Linked DNA regions of Homo sapiens: region 1 is linked to region 2. Evidence: read pairs that join two places in POLR2A ChIA-PET (ENCODE). Cell type or tissue: MCF 10A. All regions are shown on one strand. Links, peaks and the distances in the headings refer to the core of each region. The heading gives the core; the rest is flanking DNA. Region 1 has its middle 17 kb from the start of ASPG. Region 2 has its middle 24 kb from the start of ATP5MJ.

What was found. ChIA-PET counts read pairs that join two places held together with the same protein. Peaks named below come from ENCODE experiments on the same cell type or tissue, not always from the same donor. Only the 100,000 strongest peaks of a DNase experiment are listed, where the experiment ranks them.
Region 1: POLR2A ChIA-PET joins it to region 2 with 6 read pairs; 2 of 35 experiments call an interaction of 5 or more read pairs at or near these places.

The regions. Positions count from the first base shown.
Region 1 is chr14:104,062,929-104,074,530 of GRCh38, forward strand. No RefSeq gene overlaps it. Among named protein-coding and RNA genes, the nearest start is that of ASPG, 17 kb to the right of the region's middle. In MCF 10A, for the core only: no CTCF peak of the experiment used is centred there; no DNase peak of the experiment used is centred there.
Region 2 is chr14:103,891,780-103,903,381 of GRCh38, forward strand. No RefSeq gene overlaps it. Among named protein-coding and RNA genes, the nearest start is that of ATP5MJ, 24 kb to the right of the region's middle. RefSeq lists a silencer at 9,505-9,564. In MCF 10A, for the core only: a CTCF peak has its summit at 9,443 (motif pointing right); a DNase peak (open chromatin) is centred at 6,632.

The DNA of each region.
Region 1 (11,602 bases), core at 2,028-10,027, 170 kb after region 2:
TGTGATTTACAAATATTTTCTCCCATTCTGTGAGAATCCTCCCACCAAAGTCCAGGAACAGACAGCCCCACTACCAAATGTTCTGTGAAACATTAAAGAAGAATTAACTCCAATCCTGCTCAAACTCTTCCAAAAAATGAACAGAAGGGACACTTCCTAACACATTCTGTGAGGCCAGCACTACCCTGATACCAAAGCCAAAGATACTGCAAGAAAACTACAGACCGATATATATATATATATATATATATATATATATATATAATATACATTTATATATATTTATATTTATATTTTGAGACAGAGTCTTACTCTGTTGCCCAGGCTGGAGTGCAGTGGCACGATCTTGGCTTACTTCAACCTCTGCCTCCCAGGTTCAAGCAATTCTGCTTCGGCCTCCTGAGTAGCTGGGACTACAGGTACGTGTCACCACACCCAGCTAATTTTTGTATTTTTAGTAGAGACGAGGTTTCACCATGTTGGCCAGGCTGGTCTTGAACTCCTGATCTGTGATCCACCTGCTTTGGCCTCTGAAATTGCTGGGATTACAGGCATGAGCCACTGCGTCCGGCCAAACCGATACTTTTATGAATGTAAATTCACAAATCCTTAGCAAAATGCTAGCAACCAAATCCAACAGCACATTAGAAGGATTATACACCACAGCCACGTGGTGTGTGCTGCCCTAAAGTCTGTACGCCGTCACTCCAGTGGGGGACAGAATCCTGCCTCTCGTCTTTTGATGTCCATCTTTAGAAACCCTTCCCTGCCAGGAGACAAGGGAGTATGTGGAGGTCTGGGTGCTGGGACTTCCTGAAGTGTCCAGAACCACTAAGATGTTTGATTTCTTTATTTGGCCGGATGCTTTTTCTTGGTGGTGGTAATAACTTAGCAGTGAAGTTGTGGAAGAGTGAGTACCACAGCTTTCTTTAGAGATTAATACTAGCCAGTGAGAAGAACTCAGTGGTGCAGAACCTGGTATTTTTGAAGCCAGATCCTTCACACTGTTTTCCTTCTTAAAAAAAAAAAAACAGCTTTATTGAGATATAATTCATATACCATATAATTCACCTATTTAAAAGTGTCCTGTCCAGTGATTTTAGTATGTTCACAGTGTTCTGCAGCCATCTCCACAATCAACGTTAGAGCATTTTCATCACTCGAGAAAGAATCTCTGGAACCATTTGAGGTCATCCCAGTTTCTCCCTACTCCACGCTTTCCCCGCCCCAGCCTCACCCTTGTCCCCAGGCAATCACTTATCTGCTTTGTCTTTGTATTTTGCCTGTTCTGTCTCTATATACATGCCTGTTCTGGACGTCCCGCCCCTTGTAATTATATATTATCTGTTGACCAACATCTTTCCCCGTTGGACTCCCTGCAACCGCCCAAGCTCTGGTAACCGCCATTCTACTCTGTCTGCCTATGAGATCAGCTGTTGTAGGTTCCGCATGTGAGTGAGATCATGCAGGATTTGTCTCTCTGTGCCTATTTCATCCAACTTAATGTTCTCCACATTCATCCATGGTGTCACAAATGACAAGATTTCCTTCTTTTTATGTATGCTTATTGTTTTTCTGTAGAGTGAACCCCATCTCCTGCCAGGCACTGACTGGCAGGTTTAGTGTTTTTGTTGGTTTTGTTTTGCCAAGGGAGTGGGAGGCAGGTGGTCCACTGGGCCTCAGCTTGTCTCCTTGTCTTCAGCTCTGCTGAAGGGCACTTCACCACCTTGTCCTCGGTACTTGGTGCAACCCTCTTATGGCTTACCCAGGAGGTAGATACAGCCCCGTCGTTGATATCATTCCTAGTAAACGCAGTTGGTAGAAAACACAAAATACAGCAGACAATGATAACATGTATTATAGAAAGCTGAAGAATTACATTTAATGGTGACATTGAAAACGGTTAGAATTTATCTGGGGAAAAGTAAGCTTGACAGGAATAATCCTAAAACCACAGCCAGTGACAGTGGTTACTGTCTAAAAATGGAGAGAACAGCCATCTTTGTAAAATTTGACCCAGGAAAATAATGGCTCCCAAAGATAATCCGTACACAGATGCTCTCACCAAAAAACACATAGGCAGAACTTGCCTCCCCAAAGCTTGTCTGGAAGATAATTAACCTGATGAAAAATCTTTTAGGAAATTTTAAAAAGAAAATATAAAAAGTAGAAACTACTTTGTTTAGAAAATTGAGCAAAGAAGTATACTGACTTGGTGAAATTCATTTAAGAAAATACTTTTTCAGTGAAAATTCATCATTCGTATAATGCTGATTAATATGTTTTAAACTTAAGTGGGCGGATCACCTGAGGCCAGGAGTTCAAGACCAGCCTGACCAACATGGAGAAACCCTGTCTCTATTAAAAATACAAAATTAGCCGGGTGTGGTGGCACATACCTGTAATCCCAGCTACTTGGGAGGCTGAGACAGGAGAATCGCTTGAACCTGGGAGGCAGAGCTTGTGGTGAGCCGAGATTACACGCCATTGCACTCCAGCCTGAGCAACAAGAGTGAAACTCCATCTCAAAAAAAAAAAAAAAAAAAAGAGAAAAAATGTTTTAAACTCACACTTTGTCAGAAATGGCAGGTGTATTAGTCTGTTCTCGCACTGCTATAAAGAACTACCTGAGACTGGGTAATTAAGAAAAGAGGTTTAATTGACTCAATTCTGCCAGCTGCACAGAAAGCATGGCTGGGGAGGCCTCAGGAAACTTACAGTCATGGTAGAAGGGCAAAGGGGATGCAAGCACCTTCTTCACATGGAGGAGCAGGAGAGAGAGAGTGAAGGGGGAGGTGCTACACACTTTTAAACAACCAGATCTTATAAGAACTCACTATCACAAGAACAGCAAGGGGGAAATCTGCCCCCATGATCCAATCACTTCCCATCAGGTCCCTCTCCCAACACTGGGGATTACAATTCAACATGAGATTTGGATGGGGACACAGAGCCAAACCATATCATTCTGCCCCTGGCCCCTCTCACATCCCATGTCCTTCTCACATTTCAAAACCAATTATGCCTTCCCAAAAGTCCTTCAAAGTCTTAACTCATTCCAACTTTAACTCAAAAGTCCAAGTCCAAAATCTCATCTGAGACAAGGCGAATCTCTTCCACCTATGAGCCTGTAAAATAAAAAACAAGTTAGTTGCTTCCAAGATGCAATGTGAGTACAGGGATTGGTTAAATGCTCCCATTCCAAAAGGGAGAAATTGGCCAAAACAGGGGCTACAGGCTCTATGCAGGTCTGAAACCCAGCAGGTCAGTCATTAAATTCCTAAAGCTCCAAAATGATTGATTCTTTTTACTCCATGTCTCACATGCAGGCCATACTGATGCAAAGGGTGGGTTCCCAAGGCCTTGGGCCGCTCTGCCTCTGTGGCTCTGCAGGGTACAGCACCTGCAGCTGCTTTCACAGCCTGGCATTGAGTGCCTGTCGCTTGTCCAGGCACATGGTGCAAACTGTTGGTGGATCTACCATTCTGGGTTCTGGCAGATGGGGACACTCTTCTCACAGCTCCACTAGGGCAGTGCCCCAGTGGGGACCGCGTCTGGAGGCTCCAACCCCACATTTCCCCTTTGCACTGCCCTAGTAGGTTCTCCGTGAGGGCTTCACCCCTGCAGCACACCTCTACCTAGACATGCAGGCATTTGCATACATCCTCTGAAATCTAGACAGAAGATCCCAAACCTCAATTCTTGACTTCTGTGCACCTACAGGCTGCATGGGAGCCCAGGCTGACTTCTGCCTGGACATCCAGGTGTTCCCATACATTCTCTGAAATCTAAGTGGAGGCTCCCAACCCTCAACTCTTGTCTTCTGCGTACCCACATGCCCAACACCACGTGGAACCCACCAAAGCTTGGGGCTTGCACCCTCTGAAGCAATGGCCAGAGCTGTACCTTGGCCCCTTTTAGCCATGGCTGGAGCTGAGAGTGTCGGGGACACAGGGTGCCATGGCCTGAGGCTGCACAGAGCAGTGGGGCCCTGGATCTGGCCCACAAAACCATTTTTCCCTCCTAGTCCTCCAGGCCTGTGATGGGGGGTGCGGCAGTGAAGGTCTCTGAAGTGCCCTGGAGGCATTTTTCCCATTGTCTTGGCTATTAATTAACATTTGGCTCATCTTATGCAAATTTCTGCAGCCTTGACTTTTTCCCCAGGAAATTTTTTTTGCTGCATAATGAGGCTGCAAAATTTCCAAACTTTTATGCTCTGCTTCCCTTTTAAATGTAAGTTCTAGTTTCAGGTCATTTCTTTGTTTATGAAAATGAGTATAGGCTTTTAGAAGCAGCCAGGCCACATCTTGAATGCTTTGCTGCTTAGAAATTTCTTCCAGATACCCTAAATCATTTCTCTCAAGTTCAAAGTTCCACAGATCTCTAGAGCAGGGACATGATGCCACTGGTCTCTTTGCTAAAGCATAGCAAGAGTGACCTTTACTCCAGTTCTCAGTAAGTTCCTCATCTCCATCTGACACCACCTCAGCCTGGACTTCACTGTCCATATAACTATCAGCATTTTGGTTACAACCATTCAACAAGTCTCTAGGAAGTTCCAAACGCTCCCTCATCTTTCTGTTTTCTTCTGAGGCCTCCAAACTGTTCCAACCTCTGCCCGTTACCCACTTCCATCCAAAGTTGCTTCCTTATTTTCAGGCATCTTTATTGCACTGCCCCACTTCTCTGGTACCAGTTTTCTGTATTCATTTGTTCTCACACTGCTCTAAAGACATACCTGGAACTGGGTAATTTATTGATAATAGACATTTAATTGGCCCATGGTTCTGCAGGCTGTACAGGAAGCATGGCTGGGGAGATCTCAGGAAACTTAGAATCATAGAGAAAGGTGAAGGGGAAGCAGGTACAATCTTCACATGGTGGAGCAGAAGAGAGAGGGTGAAGGGGGAGGTGCTACATCCTTTTAAACAACCAGATCTAGTGAGAACTCACTATCACGAGAACAGCAAGGGGGAATCCACCCCCAGGATCCAATCACCTCCCACCAGGTCCCTCCCCCAACATTAGGGATTACTGTGCAACATGAGATTTGGGTGGGGACACAGAGCCAAACCATATCAACAGGGTTGTGATTTTGGAGTCAGGGTGCCTTGTAGATGGAGTTTCCTAATTTCGAATTGCTGCCTCTTCTCTTATTCTTCACCCTGCAGCCATAGGTTTTTTCTCAATGCACCTCTGAGCAGCAGCAGGTGTACGAGGCCTCTAGTCAAGCCTGGATGTGCTCCTGCAGCTGTCTTGTGAACTTCACCTGTAGCCAGAATCATTGGCCAAGCCCCATGTAGATGCCGTGGGAAAATCATATGTGGCTATCAGCGGATACTGAAAAGGGATCCATTTGAGGTTCAGCACCCATTCCTAACTTAAAAGAAGAAATAAAACATGTAAAATAGAAATAGGAAAAAGCTACAGTAGTTTTTGCATTGCATGGAGGGCCAGCATCATAAAAATGGTGGTTCTGCAAGCCGAAACTGTGCAGAGCAATCCTACTGAGAAGCAGCTGCTCCATCACCTGTGAAGCAGTACAGTAAAAACTCCCACTGTTTGTTATTGGTTACAAATGTGTAGAGAAATGAAAAGAGCAGTAAAACTAATGTATTTAGCACACTGTGATTTGAAACACTAGAAACATTGGGATTAAAGCATTTTGTCTCTTTCTAAAGTCCCGTCAATAGTAGTTTAAACAGCACTTGCCGCCACTGCCTCTTCCTACAACTTCCGCTTCTGGGCTTCTGGCCGAGCATCTTCTCCGGGGCCTGTTGAGTTGCCACGCTCCTTTCTAGTTGGATCGGCTTCCAACACTGTATCATTTGCACATCCCGTGTTGCAAAATGCCTCCCAGAGTTCCTTTCATTTGCGGTTTTTTGCTGGCGTCACACCCCCGAGGCTGTCTTCATCCTTCTCGTCACAACTGTTTGCTCATTGTGAAGATTAATACTGAGTGTCAACTTGATTGGATTGAAGGATGCAGAGTATTGATCCTGGGTGTGTCTGTGAGGGTGTTGCCAAAGGAGACTCACATTGAATCAGCGGATTGGGAGAGGCAGACCCACCCTCCATCTGGGTGGGCACCATCTCATCAGCTGCCAGCGTGGCTAAAGTAAAGCAGGCAGAAGAAAGTGGAATGAGAGAGACTTACTGTCTTCCAGCCTTCATCTTTCTCCCGTGTTGGATGTTCCAAGTTCTTTAGCTTTTGGGCTCTTGGACTTACACCAGCGGTTTGCCAGGGACTCTTGGGCCTCTGGTCACAGACAAGGCTGCACTGTTGTCTTCCCTGCTTTGAGGGTTTTGGGACTCGGACTGGCTTCCTGGCTCCTCAGCTTGCAGACGGCCTATTGTGGGACTTCACCTTGTGATTGTGGGAGTCAATACTCCTTAATAAACTCCCCTTTGTATATACGTACATCCTATTAGTTCTGTCCCTTTAGAGCACCTTAATACACTCATTTACGCAGACAGGCTGCCCCCTCTCAGCCTCTCTGGCTGCACCGCTGGAGCCCCTGGTTGGCAGCAGCGTCCACGTTCCCTCCCTCAGCTGTTTTCTCTGTGACCTCACTTAGGTTTCATTCAAATGTCACTTCCAGGGTTGTCACATTTCATTTCTTTGCTGCATTTTCACCTTTGTGGGTTGGTTCCCTCTTTCCATTTTCATAAACTGTCGTGTGGGCTTATCACTGGGAGGCAAGGAGGCAACAAACTTTTCTGTGTGAGCTGAATAACAGGTGCTCAGTGATCAATTCCTGATGGGCTTTGAAAGAAGTGTCGGGATGGGTTCCTGATCTGATGCACACCTGTGATTTGCACATTTGTGGGTTGAAGAGTTGGCAGCACAGTTTACTCTTCGTGCGGTTTCTCACGGTTGTATGCCAGGGAGACCGGTACTTGAATTGTGCTGTTGGGGGGGGGGGCTTTGTTACTGAACTATGGTAACAGAAATGCGTGCATATCACAGCTGTGTAAAGTAAGGACTACCCATACTGAAATGTGATGAAAATCAAAAAATAATGGTAAACGTTCTTTTAAGTGGCAAAACATTAAAGCCATTTCAGTTAAAATTAGAAACTGGTCAGGGATGTGTACTCTTCCTGTTACTTAACAATCACTTGAAGGCCCGAAATTATAATGAGAAAAGAAAGATGAAATAACCGACGTAACATTAGACAAGAAGAGAGAAAGCTCTTTTTGCTGCTCTGATGTGTACACGTGTTGAGGATACCCAAGTCCACCCCAGGTTCAGTAATTCACCAGGACTTGTAGGACTTAGCATGCAGTTGTGCTCATGGGTGAGATTTACTATCGTGAAAGGATGCAGAGAAAATCACAGGGAAAAGACACGGGATGAAGTCCAGAGAAAATCAGGTCCTCTGCTGGGGGAGTCACACAGGACATTCTTAGTTTGTCCACAGCATGTTGTGATAATGTGGGTGAAGTGTGTGTGCCAGGGAAGCTCATCAGAATCTCAGTGCCCATGTTTTTATTGGGGACTGGTCATGTAGGAACCCTCTGCCTAGCATGTGCCAAAATTACAGACTCCCAGTTCAGTGTAGACCACATTGTTTGTTCAAATAGTTGAGGCACAGTGAGACACCCATGTCAGAGAATGGTGGGAACCCTCCTAAAATTCAGGCTCCCGGCTGCCAATCAAGGGCCAACTTTGGAAGCAGACCTTTCTAAGGAGTGCAATCTTGGGCTTGCTGTGTGAATTCTTTTTCTGCATAACCTAGAAGACCCCCTGCTATAATAACATATTTTGCTAAGGCTTCTGGATATAAGCTAAAGATACAAAAGCCATGGGCTTCTCCGCTGTGGCAATAAGAACCTAGCAATGGAGAAAACATTCTGTGTGGCCAGGCGCGGTGGCTCATGCCTGTAATCCCAGCACTTTGGGAGGCCGAGGTGGGTGGATCACGAGGGCAGGGGATCAAGACCATCCTGGCTAACACGGTGAAACCCCATCTCTACTAAAAATACAAAAAATTAGCCAGGCGTTGTTGCGGGCACCTGTAGTCCCGGCTACTCGGGAGCCTGAGGCAGGAGAATGGCGTGAACCTGGGAGGCGGAGCTTGCGGTGAGCCAAGATTGCCATATGGAGTTTTAATGCTTATGTACTCAAATATGTTTGTATCTTTTTACATGGCTTCTGATTTTCCAATCTAGGTTAATATTACCTAAAATGTGCATACAGTAGAATTCTATTCTTAGGCATTTATTCATCTCCACAAATTTTAAGATACTTTTTATCCAATTCCCAAAAGACACTGTTGAGATTCACTGCACTCCAGCTTGGGCAACAGAGCGAGACTCCATCTCAAAAAAACAAGCAAACAAAACAAAACAAAAGACATTCTATGTATGTGGTGAAAAAAAATAAGATGTTTTAGAATAAAGGTGTAGGACCTATCCCTAAGTGAAGAAAACTGAGATCTTATTGAAAGACATAAAATTGGCCAGGTGCAGTGGCTCACGCCTGTAATCCCAGCACTTTGGGAGGCCGAGGTGGGCAGATCACCTGAGGTCAGGAGTTCGAGACCAGCCTGGCCTGACGTGGTGAAACCCCATCTCTACTGAAAATACAAAAATTAGCTGGGTGTGGTGACATGAGCCTGTAATCCCAGCTACTCAGGAGGCAGAGGCAGGAGAATTGCTTGAACCCAGGAGATGGAGGTTGCAGTGAGCTGAGATTGCACCACTGCACTCCAGCCTGGATGTCAAGAGCGAAACTCTGTTTCAAAAAAAAAAAAAAAAAAAAAAAAAAGACGTAAAATCCAGATGGCTGAAAAAGCGCAGCTGAGAAGATTTCATATAACTTTTGTCAACTCTCCCAAGTTAATACGAAAATGTAATTCCAATTAGAATCTCAACAGTGTCTTTTGGGAATTGGATAAAAAGTATCTTAAAATTTGTGGAGATGAATAAATGCCTAAGAATAGAATTCTACTGTATGCACATTTTAGGTAATATTAACCTAGATTGGAAAATCAGAAGCCATGTAAAAAGATACAAACATATTTGAATACATAAGCATTAAAACTCCATATGGCAAAAGATACCCATGTTTGGCGATATAACATTTTAAAAACCTCATATAGCAAAAGATACCATAACCAATCAGTGGATAGGTTAGATTGCATAGATTGATGTAAACAACAAAGGGTTAATATGTATACACAAAAACCTTTTTAAAAATTGTCAGGCAAGGCTGGGAGTGGTGGCTCACACTTGTATTCCCAGCACTTTGGGAGGCCAAAGCAGGAGAATTGCTTGAAGTCAGGAGTTCAAGATCACAGTAAGACCTGATCTCTTTCTCTCTCCCTCTTTTTTTTTTTTTTTTAAGATGGAGTCTCACTCTGTCACCCAGGCTGGAGTGCAGTGGTGTGATCTCGGCTCACTGCAACCTCTGCCTCCCGGGTTCAAGTGATTCTTGTGCCTCAGCCTCCTGAGTAGCTGGGATTATAGGTGCCCACCACCACGCCTGGCTAATTTTTGTATTTTTTTTTAGTACAGATGGGGTTTCACCATGTTGGCTAGGCTGGTCTCGAACTCCTGACCTCAAGTGATCTGCCTGCGTTGGTCTCCCAAAGTGCTGGGATTACATGTGTGAGTCACCGTGCCCGACTGAGACCTGATGTCTTAAAAAAAAAAAAAAAAAGTTACAGGTGGTGAGTGCCTGTAGTCCCAGTACCTCAGGAGGCTGAGGCGGGAGGATTGCTTGAGCCCAAGAGTTTGAGGCTGCAGTGAGCCATGAATACACCACTGCATTCTAACCTGAGTGACAGCAAGACTCTGAGAAATAAAATTTTAAAAAATTGTCAGGGAAGAGCACAAGAGTCAAACAGGAAACCACGACAATGATATGAATAACTGTCCAAATGACTAACACGTGAAAATGCTCAAATTCCTTAGTAGTAAGGGAATCATAAATCAGTGAGCTTTATAGACTGGCAAGATTTTAAAAAGAGCTGTATGGCTTGTTGTTGGGGAGGTGGAGGGAAGAAATACTTGCATATTGCTGGTAAATGTATGAAGTCTTAAAGTTTCTTTTGGAAGTCAATCTGGCAACATCTGGGAAAATTAAAAACAGGCATATCCTTTGACTTAGATATGTCAGGACAACTGTACAGTGTAATAACTGAACACTAGAAATGATGAATGTCACACAAAAGGAAACGGTAAACATGTTATAGCAGTCAATGTCAAGAAATACCGTGCAGCCATGTGAAGAGTGAGGTGAGAGTTACAGCTGTTGGCCTGAAAAGATGTCCACAAGATACGGCAAGTGAGAAAGAAAGATGCAAAAGTGTGCGTAATATCTTCCTAAAAATCAGTAACCAGGCTGGGTGCAATGGCTCACACCTGTAATCCCAGTACTTTGGGAGGCTGAGGTAGGCAGATCACTTGAGGTCAGGAGTTCAAGGCCAGCCCAGCCAACATGGTGAAACCCCATCCCTACTAAAAATACAAAAAATTAGCTGGGCATGGTGGCACGTGCCTGTAATCCCAGCTACTTGGGAGGATGAGGCAGGAAAATCACTTGAACCCGGGAGGTGGAGGTTGCAGTGAGCCGCGATTGTGCCACTGCACTCCAGCCTGGGCAACAGAGTAAGACTGTGGAAAAAAAAAATTCAGTAACCAGAAAACGCACATAGATGTATCTGTGTAAGTGTGTATGTGCTTGTGCATGTCGGGATGGGATTAAGAGCACAGAGAACAACGTGGAAGGATGTTCTAGATAATGACCTCGGTCATCCAAGGTGGGAGATGATGGAACTGGGTGGTAATGAGGGTAAAGGGAGAGAGGGAGCCATGGATAGATGGGAACACGATTATGCCAATGCATGCATCTGATCACACTTACTCACCAAAAATACATAAATCCATGAGTTGTTATCTGTGGCAGAATTTATACTGTTTTTCCCCCTTTTCTGTTCTGTAACAGAACCTGGTTCTCTTGAGAAGGCAGCAGTGTGTTTACCTACGAGATTACGTTTCCCAGCATCTCTTGCAGCTAGGCATGGCCATGTGGCTAGTTCTGACCAATGAGATGAAAGCAGGAAGTGGTTAAAGCCTCCTCCCTTAAAAGGGAGACAGGTTACCGCTGGGCCCTTTCATTCCTTTAGATGTCTTCCTGCTTCCCTGGAGTGCACACATGATGGCTGGTGCTTGAGCAGCCATCTTCAACTTTGAGGGGACCTTAAGAATGGAAACCATTGACAAACAATGGCAGAATCTGGGTTCCTCTCAACCATAGAGCCATCCCACCAGCCTGGACTGCCTACCTGGAGACTTCTTTTATGTGGGAGAGAAATTAACTTTTTAAAGCCTCTGTTAGGTTTGGTCTGTGTTATAAGCAGCCATAGTTCCTGTTTAAAACAGTATGTACTAAAAAACCCAAGAAGTCAAAAGAATACACATTCAATCACAAAGTGCTAAGCTGCAGATGGAGTATTAAAAGTGGGAATTAAGAGACCACAGTAAATGAGGTATCCTAGACCGCATGTGGTCGTGTATATTTGCTTCCAGGCTATTTATTCAGAATTGCCTAAGCTCAAAGTAACTTAACCAAAACCTACTTTCTACTCTGAAA
Region 2 (11,602 bases), core at 2,132-10,131:
AGATCCTCTGGCCAAGGTGACCAGAGCTGGGGAATGTGCCCCAGTCCACGGGGGACCCTGGGAACTGCGCTTTTGGCTGGAGGCTGCACCCTAGGGCCAGGCCCAGAGCAGGGGCTTCTGGGAGCAGTTGCTGAAGGTGCCCACAGGGATGGGTGATTGTGGGCACACTTGGCTGGCTTAGAGACACCGGGGCGTTTGGGTCCAGAGGCAGGCTTGGGAAAAGTCATCGGAAAGGGGCTGGATGCTGGTCTGGGGAGGACTAACGGCAGAACCCCGAGGATGCCGCCGACAGCGCGGGCTCCGAAAGGGCAGCGGGGGTCTGGAGTTCTGATCTGAAGCTCCAGGAACACCCTGCTGGGGTGTTTCAGGTGTTTGAAAAATTCTCTAAGTTATTTGTTTTCTGTTATTTCTTCATGGTTGGGATACCAGGTTCTAGGGCCGCTTTGGTTTGGCTCTGTATTTCATTGTGTGGCTAATCAATTTCGGTCTGACACACTTTCTCTTTTGAAGAAATTATTCATCAGGGTTTGGCGTGAGGAGCACTATTGCAGGATCCTCAGGCATCTCCAAACATTGAGGCAACACTGCGGAAGTGGCTCCCAGTGCCCAGGGCTGGGGGTGAAATTCCCCTAGTCCAGCCCTCACTGCAGCTTCCTGCTGGGCTGCACGCCTCTCCAGGCCAGGGCCTGCCTCGGAGTCATCTCTGACCCAGGGTCCAGCTTGAGGCCAGCATGGAGGAGGCAGCAGCACATGCTTGTTGAATGAATAAATGACCTGGAGTGAGGTGCTGGGGAGACAGGAGTGAGGGCCCAGGCGCGGCCCTCATCGGGCTCTGAGGGTGTGATTCTCCCACACCCTTGCAAGAAGGACTCTATTTTAAACTTTATTTATTTAAAATCGCACAGTAATTCTTGAACGCTCTCATAAAAATTAAAGCATTACCAATAAAATTCAAGTCTATCTTGATCAAGACCCTTTGGTCTTGCCCCTCCTGGTTTGTTTGCCGTCTGCATATTTGCCAGAGTTTTCCTTGTGTGGTGCTGACATATATGAATTCATAATTTTCTGAGGCCCGTGGAAGGCTTGAGCCCAGGAGTTCAAGACCAGCCTGAGCAACATGGCAGAACCCCGTTTCTACAAAAATTGGCGGGTGCCTGTGGTCTCAGCTTCTTGGGAAGCTGAGACAGGAGGATCGCTTGAGCCCAGGAGGCTGAGGCTGCAGTGAACCATGATCACACCACTGCACTCCAGCCTGGGTGACAGAGTGAGAGCCTGTCTCAAAACCCACCAAAATTTGTAGGTTTTTTTTTTTTTTTTTTTTTTTTTTAGCAAGGTAGTCTTGCTCTTGTTTGAGAGGTAGTCTTGCACTCCAGGCTGGAGTGCGATGGCACGATATTGGCTCACTGAAACCTCTGCCTCCCAGGTTCAAGCGATTCTCCTGCCTCAGCCGGAGTAGCTAGGATTACAGGCATGTGCTACCACACCCGGCTAATTTCGTATTTTTAGTAGAGACAGGGGTTTCTCCATGTTGGTCAAGCTAGTCTTGAACTCCCGACCTCAGGTGATCCGCCTGCCTTGGCCTCCCAAAGTGCTGGGATTACAGGCACTGCACCCAGCCTTTTTTTTTTTTTTTTTTTTGTCAGATGAAGTCTCACTGTTGCCCAGGTTGGAGTGCAGTGGCACCATCTTGGCTGACTGCAACCTTCAACAGCTCCCGAGTTCAAGGAGTTCTCCTGTTTCAGCTTTCTGAGTAGCTGGGATTACAGGTGTGCGCTGCCACACCTGGCCAATTTTTTTTTTTTTTTTTTTGGTGTTTTAGTAGAGATGGGGTTTCTCCATGGTGGCCAGGCTGGTCTCGAACACCTGACCTCAGGTGATCCACCTGCCTCGGCCTCCTAAAGTGCTGAGATTACAGGCGTGAGCCACCACACTCGGCCAGAATCTGTAGTTTTATTTGTGTGTGAGTGTGTGTGTCTGTGTGCATGTGCCTGCGTGTGCGTGTTGTAAATCAAGTGCGTTGTGCAGGCATGTGCACATATGTTGTAAAATAAGTGGCATTGCTCTGTCTGTCATCACGTAAGCTGGCTTTCCCATTGGCTACTGGCCCCTGGAGCCCTTGCTGTGTCAGTATGTAGAGATCTACTCTATGACCCATGATAGCTGCAGAGGGTCCCCAGACCACAGTGGATGTCCACCACAGGAACAAGCCTGTTTTGTGGATGAGGAAGTCGAGGCTTAGAAGTTGGGTGACTTGTCAAAGGTCGCCACCCACGGTGAGGGCCAGGTTCTGGGAGGGCTGAGGGGCAGGCATGGTGAGCCAGTTCCGGGCATGAGGCAAGGCGTGGCAGGCCTGGGGGCAAAAGCCACAGCCCGTGTGGAGGGGGTGGGGGGATCGAGGCCTTTGGGAAGCCTGTGGATTCTGGCTGCAGTGTGGGTGTGACACTGAGTGCTCCGGGGACTCCGAGTTATCACCCAGGCACTGGCCAGCCCCACGCTCCCTCCTCCAGGTACTTGGCTCCCTGCCTCCTTGGCCGGCCCGGGCTGGGTAGGTGTGCAGGGCTGGAGGTGACCAGGTCAGCGCTGCTCTCGAGGACAGGCGGAAGCCCCTTCATGCCCAGCGGGCCCGGGGGTGGGGCCAGGCACCACTCCCCACATCTCCCACGGGAGATCATCAGTCCTCACCGCCATACCAGTGTGGGGGCTGGGTGTCCACCCTCTAGGACTTAGGTCAGGACCAGGCACACGTGGGGAAGGCCAGGTCACTGGGCGGGCCGAGGATGCAAGCTGCCGCGCTTCCCATGAAGGCCCTCTGGCCAAGGTGCTAATTAGGGCAGCTTCCCGAGGAGAGGGAAGAGCACCCTGAAGTGACCTCTGGCCTTCCCAAACGCGGTTTCCTTCTGACTCAGTACTGGCCTGCCTGTCAGCCAGAAATCACCCAAGGGCCCCACATGGAGGGCACCTGCCAGGTCATGGGCCTTGCCCCATTCTCCCTAATTGCGCCTGCCTCAGCTGACCCACCTCCAGTCCGAGGCATGTGTCTCACGGATGCCAGGGTGCCCCCAGGGTGGGGGTGGAGAGGCACTCAGGGTGAGCTGAGGGTGTGTCTCTGGTGCCAAGCCTGGCACAGCGTCCTTGGCCTGGTTTCCCCAGGGCTGGCTCCACCTGGCCACCTTATACCCGTCCCACTCAGAGGCCACCAGTGCTCGGTGGCTTAATGGCACCACGGCAGACAGGCTCTGTCTCTGTGTCACTCAGGATGTTTGCATAAAGGGTCCATACCAGGGAAGAGGGATCTTACTCCACAGAGCCATGGTCGTGATCGGAAGGCTGCGCACCCCAGGCCCCCTGCTCTGGCTGTGTGGCTTGGACAGGCTACCTGTGGTCCTGTGGGTTTCTTTTTTTTCCTTTTTTTTTTTTTTTTTGAGATAGAGTCTCGCTCTGTCACCCATGCTTGAGTGCAGTGGTGCGATCTTGGCTCACTGCAACCTCCGCCTCTTGGGTTCAAGCGATTCTCCTGCCCCAGCCTCCTGAGTAGCTGGGATTACAGGTGTGTGCCACCACACTGGGCTAATTTTTGTACTTTTAGTAAAGACAGAGTTTTACCATGTTGGCCAGGCTGGTCTTGAATTCCTGACCTCAGGTGATCTGCCCACCTCAGCCTCCCAAAGTGCTGGGATTACAAGTGTGAGCCACTGCACCCAGCCGTCCTGTGGGTTCCTTAAGCGAAAAAATGGACAGTCTAAGACCAGCCTCACGCGGCTGTTACCTGGACCAGGCAGAACCCTGTGCTCACAGGGAACGAGGTCCACTGCAGGCTCCTGCACTGGAGTGCCGTGGCGCCCTCCCTCTTCTGTCTGAGCCAGCATTGCCTCCCACATGACCCCAGTCCCATCACATCCCGTGGGGTTCACACTCCTGGCCTTCCCAACCTGACTACATAGCTGGATTCTCCCTCCCCTCCCCTCCCCTCCCCCTTTCTTTTCTTTTCTTTTCTTTTTGAGACAGAGTCTTGCCTTGTAGCCCAGGCTGGAGTGCAATGGCGTGATCTCGGCTCACTACAACCTCCGCCTCCCAGGTTGAAGCGATTCTCCTGCCTCAGCCTCTGGAGTAGCTGGGATTACAGGTGCCAGCCACCACGCCCAGCTAATTTTTGTATCTTTAGTAGAGACCAAGTTTCGTCGTATTGGCCAGGCTGGTCTCGAACTCCTGACCTCATGATCTGCCCACCTTGGCCTCTCAAAGTGTTGGGATTACAGGCGTGAGTCAGCCACCGCACCCGGCCCAGGGAGCATTTTATTTTTAAGTGACAGGGTCTCACTCTGTCACTCAGGCTGGATTGCAGTTGTGTGATCATGGCTCACTGCAGCCTTGACCCCCTGGGCTCAAGTGCTCCTCCCACCTCAGCCTCCTGAGTACCTGGGATTACTGGCACGCACCACCCTAGGAATTTAATTTAATCATCCAGCACTGGTCAGCCCCAGGCTCCTTCCTCCAGGCACTTGGCTCCCCATCTCCTCCTCGGCTGGTCTGGGCTGGGTAGGTTTGCAGGGCTGGACTCAGAAAGTTGTATTTTAGCAAAGCTCTCTCCCAGACTTGAAGGTGCAGCCCAGAGTAAGTGCTTGGAGAGCTGTAGCACCCCTTCCAGGAGGATCCGTGAGACGTGGTGAGACCCCAGAGGAGACGGGGGTACCTGTACTGCCATGGCCCCACACTGAGGGATGAGCACTGCCTTTGTGCCAGACGAGGAGAGAAACCACAGGGTGTAGCTTGGCAATGTGGAGACGGATCCCGCCTTCCTTCCAGCCACATGGAGATGGATCTCTCCTTCCTTCCTGTCACGTGGAAATAGATCCCACCTTCCTTCCCCATCATGTGTGGAGACGTATCCCGCCTTTCTTCCCTGTCATGTGGAAATGGATCCTGCCTTCCTTCCCCATCATGTGGAGATGGATCCTGCCTTCCTTCCCCGTCATGTGGAGATGGATCCCGCCTTCCTTCCCCGCCATGTGGGCCTGTGGGGGGAGTGGGAGGGACAGGTAGATTCCTTTTGGTTTCCTGCCAGCCCACTCAATCCCTCACTCTGGGGAGAGCAAGGATAAACTGTGTAGGATAAACTCACCCCCAAAGTGGCTAACTGGTAGCTGCAAGGCTGCATATTCCCCAGGCCTGGGCCAGACAGTTCCCATCAAAGGAGAGCCTGGTGCTGGTAGGGTCTCCCCCAAAGGATGCTTTGTTCACCCATGGAAATAAACACTTCCCCTGGATAGTTACTCCTGGGACTCGAGTGTAATATGGGGTGTACGTTACTCTTTAACAGGTGACTCCATCCAGGTCATAAAGCTCTTCTGAACTAAGTTCCTGGAAGATAGGCGTTACCACCTCCAGCCCGGGTGTTTATTAACCACTCCCACGGTGGCCACGGAGCAGCCAGGGGTAGTTGTTGCCAGGACGCTGGGCTCACCTTCTGAACTTTGTCCTGAGAACCAGAGCATGGCGGGCCACCCTCATCAGCTTTCCCCAAACCAGCAGGGAGTTGGCACAAGACCAGGGGCTTGGCAAGGGTTGCTTTCCTCTGCTGCAGTGAGGAGCCTCCGTTTAATCCCCACCTCCCCCCTCTGCAGCCACTTTGAAAGAACTGGAGTGAACACAGGCTCCTGGCAGGGAGGAGGTGTCTAAATCACCAGGCTGGCCTCTGGCACCGAGGCCCAAAGCACTCTCACCGCCATTGCCACCCAAACCTGGACTTCCAGACCAGGGCCGCTGGGCTGACAACCATGTGTCAACCTTTAAAGATGAAATAAAACTGCATGAAACCGGGAGGTTTAAAAACCAAAATATAAGGGACCCAGATGGGCGTCTCAATGGTGGAGAGAGACAATGAGCAGAGCTGTGGGGAAGGAAACCCCTGAAACCCTGGCCTGTCACGCGGCATGGATCACCGGCGGACACCAGGCCCGAGGGCAGCTCGCGCATAGGCTGGCGGGAGACCTATAGGCTGGTGCCGAAGATGAGCCGGGCCAGTCAGATGTCCCATTCAGGTTTGGACCATAAACAGAAGAGGGAGGCTCCTTGGAGAAGGGAAATATGGCCAAAAGGTCGTGTGGGTGCCATGGGGCCCCACACAGCATCGTGACCCTAGTCAGGAGGAGCGGAGCAGCGTAGCAGGGAGCAGGCACGGGGAGGAGAGAGGACAGCTTGGAAATGGGTCAAGGAGGCCCCAGTGAGACACAGAGCCAAGATCTTCTAGGCCGCTCTGTGTCCAGGGCCAGCCACAGTTCTGGGATCCAGGAGTCCTGGGGCCCACAGTGTCTTCTTGGATCCCCAAAAGATACTGTGTCCCGACAGGGCCAACATGGGTAGATCTCAGCTTCTTTTGATCCCCCGTGAGAACATCTTAGAATGGGCGTCTGTGGATACTGGAGTCTGTTCTCCTTCCAGGCTCCATGGCTGCCTCGGTTCACAGGCTGGGAGATGAGGAGTGGAGTTGGGGCTGTCACTTGCATGAGACGAGGGTGGGCCTGTGTGGCGAGTATAGAATCAGTCAAACACTCACCTTCTGATGAACTTAGATCAACTTGTGTTGGCTCAACTGCTGGGCATGTTGGGACCTGAGAGTTGGGTAGGCATGTGGGGAGAGGTGGGTATAAGCCTGGCTCCTAAAGACAGTGGCAATCTGCCCAAGGGGGCTGGTGAGTGCAGGCACAGCTCAGGTGGGAAGGCACACCGGAAGGGTGTTCTGGTCAGCAGTGACAGCAGCTACATCTTTGTTTTGGTATATATATATGTATATGTACCATATATTGGAGATTGGAGGAGAGTCCCTCCCCTCCTGGAGAGAGGGGAGCATGGGGAGAAAGGAAGGATCTCTGAGGCCCAGCTTGATGCTCAGCTCAGGGCAGGAAAATAGCGGGGAAGCCCAGCCTCTTTGCCTGACACACATGGTGGAGAGGTGGAGGGAGACTGAGGCTGAGCCCAGCCTCCAGGTCTACCAGAAATTGAGTTTAAGACAAGACCAACTGCGCCCCAGGCACAGGTAGGGGTGGCTCCTTGAATGCTCCCAGCCATCATCAGGCCTGGAGCAGTGAGCACACAGCCGGGCCTCGCCTCCTGCAGCAGGGCAGGCAGGGCGGCAGGGGAGGGGAAGGGAGCCCAGCCCCAGGTATGCAGCCTCGGTCTGCGGCTGCTCTCCTCACGACACCTGGAAGCTGGGCCGGGGGGCTTTTCTTCTGAAGGTGGGTGCACCCTGTGCTGTATTTGGAGGAAAATTCAGCTGTGCTGACTGGGCAGAACTGCGGGTGGTTCAAGTCTTTGCAGAAGGCCTTGCTCCAGGCTTCCTTCAAAGGCAGGCTCTTTTAGGTCAGTGGGCTGCACTTGAGTATGCATCAGAATCTCCTGGAGGGCTCCTGAAACACAGGCCTGGGCCCTATCACGGAGGGCCCAAAGCAGGTCTTGGGTGGGGCCCAAGAACCTGCATTTATGACAGGTTCCCAGATGCTGCTGCTGTGGCCCCAGGAAACCCTTTGAGAACTGCCACTGCAGGCCATTTCGGTTGGAATTTGATTTGCAAACGTTCACATCTGCAGTTCCTCTTAGAAGGGAAGGCGCCTTCTCAAGCACAAGTGAAACAACTCTCTCCACCTGCTGGTGTGCTGGTGCTTGGGCTGCGGGGAAGGGATGTGTGTGTGAGGCAGAGGCCCTCAATTCCTCCGGGTGGGGTGGGGAGATGGCCTGGCAGTACCCATGGCTGGGGGCAGAGCTATCCTGTGGGCCTGGGGAGCCCGCCTGGGTGATGAGACGTGCTGGCACAGGCTCCGCAGCCGGCAGCGCCTCGTCACAGGGGTGGGCTTCAGAACTGCTTGGGCTGGCATGAGAGGCCGCGGGTGCTGGCTTCCCTGGAAAAGCCACTCAGCTTTGAGACCAGAGAGGAGATGCAGACACAAGCCTTCGTCTTCACCCCTTTTCGAAAGAGAGAAAGCCCGAATCTCAACAACAGAGTGTCTCTATCAGTCCCATGGTTGTCCTCAGCCTGGGGAGAGCCTGAGCCGGCCAGGACAGGCAGCTCTTCCATGTGGCTCCTTGCGGTCCCCACAGTAGTCGCTTTGTGGGGCAGGGAGAGGCGACGGGCATCCCGCCAGTCTCCTGGATACTTCAGGACATGGGTAGGCCCACGGTGGTGTTCCCACGCAGTTTTGGGATGTGCAGTCACCTGAAGGCAGCTGATGTGAAGAAGAGCACGGTGGGTGGTGTGGGCAGGGTGGCCACCCCGGGATTACCTGTGTGCTGCCCACATCCGCCCAGGTGGGGATTCGTGCTCAGGTGGCTTACTGGGGGGTGCGGAGGAGAGCAGGCTTCTCAATGCTTATGGAAACAGGAGAAGACAAGCAGGAGGTGGGTTTCAGGAGGCGAGTTTCGGCCCAGGTCCTGTTGGTGCTTGCAGCAGCTTGATCCTAGAGTGTGCCTGGCAGTCAGTGGTCACACGCTGCAACGGGGGAACATGAGCCTCCAGCACTTTTTTTATTTTGAGACAGGGTCTCACTCTGATGCCCAGGCTGGAGTACTTGGTGCCACCATAGCTCACTGCAGCCTCTAGCTCTTGGTTGGGCTCAAGCAATCCTCCCGCCTTGGCCACCTGAGTAACTGGAATTACAGGCATGTGCCACTGCGCGATTAAAAAAATTTTTTTTTGGCCAGGCACGGTGGCTCACGCCTGTAATGCCAGCACTTTGGGAGGCTGAGATGGGGGGATCACTTGAGGTCAGGAGTTCGAGAGCAGTCTGGCCAACGAGGTGAAACTCTGTCTCTACTAAAAAATACAAAAATTAGCCAGGCGTGGTAGCGCACGCCTGTAATCCCAGCTACTCGGGAGGCTGAGGTGGGAGAATTGCTTCGACTCAGGAGGCGGAAGTTGTAGGGAGCCAAGATCACCATTGCACTCCAGCCTAGGCAACAGAGCGAGACTTCATCTCAAAAACAAAACAAAACAAAACAAAACAAACAATTTTTTTTTTTTTTTTTTTTTTTTTAGAGATAGGGCCTCACTTTGTTGCCCAGGCTGGTCTCGAACTCGTGGACTTAGATGATCCTCCCACCTCGAGCTCCCAAAGTGCTGGGATTACAGGCGTGAGCCACCGCTCCTGGCTGAAATTCTTCTTTCAACCAAGGAAGATGTGTAATGAGCTTTGTGACCCCAGAAAGGCATGTGCAGAGCGTGGCTGAGAGTGGCAGGTGTGGGTCCCAGGCGAAAGAGGTCGACTAAAGAGGAGCTGTTCATCATGGGGTGGGCACTCAGGAAGAGCCAGAGATTCCTGGGCTTGGAGCACCAGCATCTCAGCATGTTCCGACAGAAGGGGCCTCAAGGTGACTCCCTTTGGGAAGCTTTGGCTTGAACCCACTTTTCCTCCAGCAGCGCAGAGCTTCTCGCTCGCTGGTGTGCACCGGCGCGCTGTCCAGCAGGGGGCGCCACTCCCAGGGCCGCTTCCCCGCGGGAGCCCTCCCTTCCTGGCATATCGTGGGAGCAGCGTTCCCTCCCACACACCTGACTTAGAACCCCCAGAGTTCTCACATGCGAGTCGCACTTGTCTGCTGTATTCTGAGTATATTGTGCTTGCAAATCAATCCTAAGTGAATTCTATTTTGAATTCAACCAATGAATGTAACGAAACCTCAATCACTGAACAGAGAAAGCAAGTTTGAGTTATGTAAAACTAAATGATGAGTTATTTTACTTTATTTTTAATTTTATTATTTTTTTTTTAGATGGAGTCTCCCTCTGTCGCCCAGGCTGGAGTGCAGTGGCGCGATCTCGGCTCATTGCAACCTCTGCCTCCCGGGTTCAAGTGATTCTCCTGCCTCAGCCTCCCGAGTAGCTGGGATTACAGGTGCCCACAACCATGCTCAGCTAATTTTTGTGTTTAGAGATGGGGTTTCTCCATGTTGGTCTGGCTGGTCTCGAAGTCCTGACCTCAGGTGATCCACCCACCTCGGCCTCACAAATTGCTGGGATTACAGGCGTGAGCCGCCATGCCTGGCATGATGAATTATTTTAAAATAAGGCTTATTGATATCTCATTTAATTCTTAACTTTATGAAGAATGCCTTTTTATCTTCTTTTGCTGCTTACAAGTTCACACAGCATCTCAAGCCTGGATTACTGGCCAAGAATGATGTATAATGACCACCTCACTTACTTATCTGTAGGTGGGTATTTCTAAATGCTTATGGGTACTTACATTTTAGGACTCCTCAAATATTTTATTATTATTATTATTATTGGAGGTGGAGTCTCACTCTTGGCTGGAGAGCAAGTGGCGTGATCTCCACTAACTACAACCTCCGCCTCCTGGGTTCAAGTGATTCTCCTGCCTCAGCCTCCCGAGTAGCTGCGACTACAGGCATGTGCCATCACATCCGGCTAATTTTTGTAATTTTAGTAGAGACAAGGTTTCGCCATTTTGGCCAGGCTGGCTTCGAACTCCTGACCTCGAGTGATCTGCCCACCTTTGCCTCCCAGAGTGCTGGGATTACAGGCATGAGCCACCGCACCCACCCAGGACTCCTCAAATATTTTAATATTACTCTGGCACATTTGATTAAATAGCACTAAATTTCCCTATCTATGAAGAAACTATTTGCTCAAATAAAGGGGTAAATTTCAGCCCAGGCACTCTGAGAATTATCAATGGTTTTGAGACAGGATTTAATGTATCATATTGGATACTTTTCATTCATTGAAAAACTAGGTCTTTATTTTCTGAGGGTTAGCCTAGAATTTTTTTTTTTTTTTTGATATGGAGTTTTGTTCTTCTTGCCTAGACTGGAGTGCAATGGCATGATCTCGGCTCACTGCAACCTCCACCTCCCGGGTTCAAGCGATTCTCCTGTCTCAGCCTCCCGAGTAGCTGGGATTACAGAAGCCCGCCACCACACCCGGCTAATTTTTGTATTTTTAGTAGAGACGGGGTTTCATTGTGTTGGTCAGGCCGGTCTTGAACTCCTGACCTTAGGTGATCTGCCCACCTTGGCCCCCCAAAGTGCTGGGATTACAGGTGTGAGCCACCACGCCCAGGTTTTTTTTTTTTTTTTTTTTGAGACAGGGTCTCACTGTCCCGCACACTGGAGTGCAGTGGTTCGATCATGGCTCACTGCAGCCTCAACCTTCTGGGCTCAAGAAATCCCCCTGCCTTAGCCTCCCAAAGTACTGGGATTACAGGCATGAGCCACCACGCTTGGCCAGCATAGAATTTTTAGAAACCTTTTTTTTTTTTTTTTTTTTTTTTGAGATGGAGTCTCACTCTGTCACCCAGGCTGGAGTGCAGTGGCGTGATCTCGGCTCACTGCAAGCTCCGCCTCACCAGTTCACGCCATTCTCCTGTCTCAGCCTCCTGAGTAGCTGGGACTACAGGCGCCCGCCACCATCCCCAGCTAATTTTTGTATTTTTTTGGTAGAGACAGGGTTTCACCGTGTTAGCTAGGATGGTCTCGATCTCCTGACCTCGTGATCCACCCGCCTCGGCCTCCCAAAGTGCTGGGATTACAGGCGTGAGCCACCGCACCCGGCCAGAAACTTTTCTTATAGCTTTATTGAAGTATAAAGTCTCCACAT